Linked DNA regions of Homo sapiens: region 2 is linked to region 1. A link is a contact called in ENCODE Hi-C or POLR2A ChIA-PET data. All regions are on one chromosome and are shown on one strand. Each heading gives the region's core, a stretch centred on a gene start or an enhancer-like site at or near the end of the contact. The rest is flanking DNA. Distances are from core to core; before and after follow the strand shown.

Region 1 (2,731 bases), core at 173-2,672:
TGAAGGGTGTAGAATTGTGAGGTGAAATTTTACAGGAAATAATTATTCCATACAAATGTTGGACAATTATATTTTCAGAGAAGACTGCAAATGTGTAGGTCAGAAGTCTACCAGGTTATTTTCAAAATTAATTGCTCTTTTGCAGTTTTCAAGAGCTATAAACTGATCATCTATGAGCTTAACCTGTAGACAGGCTCAGAGGAGAAGCCAAAGAGAATTAAGAAAGCAAGAAAAGGATAGTGTCATTCATCAAAATGTCTCATCATAGACATTTCATCATCGCATGCCCCTAGCACATCAGTGTTGGAAAGACCCTTAGAATCTCCCTAACCCAGCTCCCCCATTTTGTCTGCTAAGAAACTGAAGCTGAGAGAGGTTGATTGAGCAAAGGATGCACAGCAGAGTCAAAACTGCAACTGTGTTATCTTGACTGTGAATACAGTTGCTCTTGCCATTGTATCTCATTGTGTTTAAGATTTTAGTGGCTAAAGAGAGAGATTACATGATGGAGAACCATCAGGAGGAGAAAGAAGATCTGGAGAGTGGGGAGGATTCTTGTCCCGTTTTCCATGAGACACTCCCAAGGGCCTCTTGCCTTTCTGATGATACTGATAATATTACCTCCTCATGGAGTTGTGCATATCAGAGAATGACAGCTTCCCCAATCCCCAGCACCTCTCTATTCACCTAAGGCCTTTTTTAGAAACAGGTAATAGTTTGGGGTGGTTTATGAAGAGCACCTAGTATGATGTGGGGGATTAGGAACATTTATTATTCCACAGAAGAGAAGAAAGCTAATGGCCCATGAAATGGTGGCCAGGAGAGGAGAGTGGGGTTTTGGGTTTGTGGGGGTAACAGTTAAAGAGTCAAACCATGAATTCCATATATTAATGAATAGGATCCAAATTCAGGGTGCCAAGCTCACATTTCCTAAAGAGTTGAAGGGTTTTGGCTCAACCGTCCTGAGAGAATATTTTATTTATCTCTGCCTATGTTGACAGATACATAAATGTGACTGGAGGAAACTCCACTGATGATTTCACAATTCCCAGTAAAACAAGGAGCAAATTCCACTCCACAATTCCTAGAAAAACAATTTCTCTAACTTTTTTTGGGAATGAATGTTCTTTCTCCCATATCCCTTTTTCTAGTACAAACTTCAAACCAGCTCAGGTTACTCTCTGACTTATACAGACAAATTCTTAAGGGATTGGGCCTTATCTATTATTTCTGGACTTTTTTGGGGGAAGGGGTCTTCATTATTTGTTACCTAGCTGGGCACTTCAACCAAGAAGAAAAACATAAATAAAATCATTAACCAAAGAAATATTTACAATACCTTGTTTTCTCCCACTGGAGCAGAATTGGCAATTTGCTCCTGTAGTAAGAGATTGTGGCTGAAGAGTTGAGAAACTTTCAACTGAAGAAATTAAAAAAAAAAAAAAAATTTTAGCACCTCCCTGTTCTTAGCTCCACCCTTTGATTCAGTTTCACAAGCATGTATACTCTTTCTTTCAGGCTTATTTTTGTCAGAAGTCTCAATAAAAAGACAGAAAGAGACAGTTAAGGGTTTGCCTGAGTTGTTTAGTTACTCACATTTTCCATCTCTGTACACATGAGAGACCTGGATTCTGACAAATTGTAACTCATCCTTTTTTTGCTTAATCCTTTCTCTAGTCTGCCAACAGAGAATATTTGGCATGGTTTTCCCAGGTAGTATTTTTTTTATAAAACACAAATAGAAAGCTTCAAATTAGTGGAATAATAATGATCAATGAAACTGAAAATATTACTGAATTATTAATTTGTGTTGTGTCTGTTTTGTTTTTTCTAGAAATAGGGTCTCACTCTGTCACCCAGACTGAAGGGCAGTGGTGCAATAATATTTCCCAGCAGCTTCTAGCTCCTGGGCTCAAGTGATCCTCCCACCTCTGGCCTCTCAAAGTGCTGGGATTTCAGGCACAACCCATCATGCCTGGCCTTTATTGTAAGCCTGTTAAAAATGGCTCTCAGATACTATGTGAAAGGCACCCCGGAAGATTTTCTGTTCTCATTTAGAGCATTGGTGTAGAACCCAGAGCATCACTTGAATGACTGGGATGTCTGTTTTCCCCACTAGCAGGGACAAGGGTTTTGGATCAAAATTTTAGACACCATTATTGGGTCGGATGTTAGTTCATCATTTTCTGGTTCTCTTTTATTTTTCCCAAGGAATGCTTTTTCACTCCTTATTTATTACAAAAGAAAAATAACAGGCCATTTGTTTCATTTGCATGTGTATGGAGGAAGGCGGGGAGGGTCATGGGGAGAGGGATTGGAACAGGAAGACATCTCCAGGAGGGATTAAGACAAAGAAGGAGCCTCTCTATTTATAAACTATTTTATATATTTTTCTCACGTAGTTCCTGTTTTTCTCTTCACAGAGGCATACTTATTTTCTGGCAAGATGGCTCAGACTTTAATATTTGAATGTTGATATGGAACCCAGAGCAAAGTGGTACTCTGGATTTCACTAGGGAATGAGATGTGTGCTAGAAAGTTCCATGATGCCTGCCCAACTTTGCACTGAGCAGATATGATTATCCAAGGATGCCTCCAGGACTGCTATTAGAAAAAGCATCATATGGAGCCTCCAGATAGAAGGACTGCTCGCCTTGACTGACAGCAGTCCACCACAGTGACTTGGGCTGCAACACCACCCAGCATGAAAACTTGCTTGTGTTGCTTATGT
Region 2 (2,731 bases), core at 81-2,580, 41 kb before region 1:
CAAGTTGGCTTTCAAAGTCTCCTGGTTTAATATTTAGGCCTTCAGGTTGGTTTTTGTAACCACTGTGCCTGTCAACCTAGGTGCCTATAGTCACTATTCCTACACAGCAGTCGTATATGAATCATCACACAGCATTTCTTGTAAACATTATTGAAATTATTTCCTGCCTCCTTTAAACTCATCTTACATTTTTTTTTTTTTTTTTTTTTTTTTTTGAGAGAGAGTCTCGCTTTGTCCCTCAGGCTGGAGTGCAGTGGTGCAATCTTGGCTCACTGCAACCTCTGCCTCCCAGGTTCAAGCGATTCTTCTGCCTCAGCCTCCTGAGTAGCTGGGACTACAGGCCCATGTCACGACACCCGGCTAATTTTTGTATTTTTAGTAGAGACTGGGTTTCACCATATTGGCCAGGCTGGGTCTCGAACTCCTGACCTCGTGATCCGCCCCCCTCAGCCTCCCAAAGTGCTGGGATTACAAGCGTGAGCCACCGCGCCTGGCCCATTTTACTTGTTTTATCTGAATTTACTAAAGGACTCTTTCTTGGCTTTGTTGTAACATGTATTTCAATTAACACATACTGGTTTTTGTTCTTGAGCAAATTCTCACAACTTGTCTACTGGGAATCTCTGTAAATTGGTTACTTTCTTTTTACACTATCCCAACACTTTTGCTTTCTGGCAACAGTATCGTCCTCATTTTGATTTTTTTCCAGTCCAAAAACATACTATCAACGCCTCTCCTGGTTTCTTTTAAAGGAGGAGGAATGTCAAGTACAAATTCTGAATACTGAGAGCATACGAGTTTCGGTACCGACAAATAAATACTGCTGCTGTTGTTTTTCCTGGAGGTCCCAGGCCTCACAGCCCCTTCCAGCGCCCAACATAAACTTCACCAGGGTGGGAGGCCTCATTGTACCTACTTCCAGCTCCTGCAGGATGAGTGGAGCCCAGGCAGGACTTTCACCCCCCAGCTCCGCGCCCATTCGCCCTGGCCTCCCCTCCCCGCGCCTGGACCCATAGGGCACACAGCCAAGTGCAGCCAAGTCCCTGCCCTTAGGGAGCCCCCGCCAGAGACCGAGTAAAGAAGGACAGCCCCAGGGAAAGGTCTGGAGCAACAGGTGCGCTGAGCACTTCACTGGGCTTCCCTTTCGTAGGTTCCCGCCCTTTTCCTGGGCTCAAGAGCAGGTAACGAGAATCCAGCGTGTGGGAACCACTCCCAAAGTCAAACACCTACCCCAGTTCTCCGCGCAGCTGCCCAGGAGCGAAGTGAGACCGGGTCGGAGAGGCGGGAATAGAGATGTCTGAGCGGCGCCGGGTGTTAGTTCCCAGTGAATGGGGAGGCGGGCGGAGTCGGGCCCAGCCAGGCACCACCTAGCGGGCGCCTGGGCAGGAGGGCGGGGCGGGTCCCGCAGGCCGCGGGGATCTCCTGATGTGCAGGAAGTGGCCAATCTCTGTGCAGGAAAAAGCCCCAACTGTCCGGGAGTTTTCAGTCAAGAAGCGATAATGCGCTTTGGCTATTTGGGGTTTTTCGTGGTTCCATACAAATTATAGGGTTTTTTTTTTTTTCTATTTCTGTGAAGAATGACATTGGTATTTTGACAGGGATTGCATTCAATCTGTAAATTGTTTGGGTAGCATTGTACTTTTAACATTAATTATTCCAACCTATGAGCATGAATATGTGTCCATTTTCTGTGTGTGTTCTTCACGTTTTTCTCATCAGTGTTTTATAGTTGTCCTTGTAGAAGTCTTTCACTTTTTTAATTAAATTGATTACTAGGTATTTTATACATCATATTTCTTATAGCTATTGTAAGTGGGATTTCTTTCTTGATTTCTTTTTCAGACTGTTCACTGTAGATGTATAGACATCTTACGGATATTTTATATCCATTTTGTATTCTGCAACTTTACTGATTCATTTATTAGTTCTAGTAGTTTTTGAGGGGAGTCTTTTGGTTTTTCCGATTATAAGATTATACCATTGGTGAGCAAAGCTAATTTTACATCTTTCTTTCCAGTTTGGGTGTCCTTTGTTTCTTTTTCTTGCCTAATTGCCCCGGCCAGGACTTCCAGTCAGATACTGAATAAAGGGGGTGAAACTGGGCATCCTTGTCTTGTTGCAGATCTTATAGGAAAGGTTTTCAATTTTTCCCTGTTCAGTATGATATTAGCAGTGGGTTTTTCATTTTGGTTTTTATTGTTTTGAGGTATATTCCTTCTATACCCAATGTGTTAAGGATTTTTATCATAAAGAGATGTAGGATTTTACTGAATACATTTTCGGCATCTATTGAAATGATCGTGCAGTTTTTGTTGTTGGTTCTTTTAATGCAATGTATCGCATTTATTGATTTGTGTATATTGAATCATACTTGCATACCCGGGTGAATCTCACTTGATCGTGGTGAGTGATCTGTTTAATGTGTTGTTGAATTGGAGTTGCTAGCAATTTTTTGAGGATTTTTTCTGTTTTTTACCTGTTGATATGACGGATTCCTTTGATTTTCAAATGTTGAATTAGTCTTGTACACCTGCAATCAATCTTACTTAGTCACAATGTATAATCCAACTATTTTACACATAGTTTGATTTCATTTGTGAATATGTTGTTCAGGATTTTGCATCTATACTAATGAAAGATATTGGTCTTTAAGTTTCTTTTCTTCTAATGTCTTTGTCTGGTTTTGTTATCAGAGTAATTCCAGCCCTATAGAATGAATTAGAAAGTAGTT

What was found. A loop is a pair of places that touch in the nucleus more often than their neighbours do. ChIA-PET counts read pairs that join two places held with the same protein, here RNA polymerase II (POLR2A). Pooled maps may share reads with other maps.
Region 2: a loop to region 1 is called in a map with no recorded cell type, with 4 times the contacts of the local background. The contact joins the promoter of HMSD here to the promoter of SERPINB10 in region 1. A Hi-C loop is called at or near these places in 11 of 168 maps with a recorded cell type or tissue (A673, CD14-positive monocyte, Caco-2 and 5 more), 37 of 37 single-sample maps with no recorded cell type and 15 of 50 pooled maps. POLR2A ChIA-PET finds 5 or more read pairs at or near these places in 4 of 52 experiments (GM12878, IMR-90, MCF 10A and 1 more).

Annotation. Positions count from the first base shown.
Region 1 is chr18:63,906,649-63,909,379 of GRCh38, reverse strand. It overlaps SERPINB10 (serpin family B member 10), which reads right to left and starts at 1,422. Exons shown (of 8, transcript NM_005024.3): 1 at 1,340-1,422.
Region 2 is chr18:63,947,900-63,950,630 of GRCh38, reverse strand. It overlaps HMSD (histocompatibility minor serpin domain containing), which reads right to left and starts at 1,330. Exons shown (of 4, transcript NM_001123366.2): 1 at 1,231-1,330. RefSeq lists a silencer at 1,263-1,492.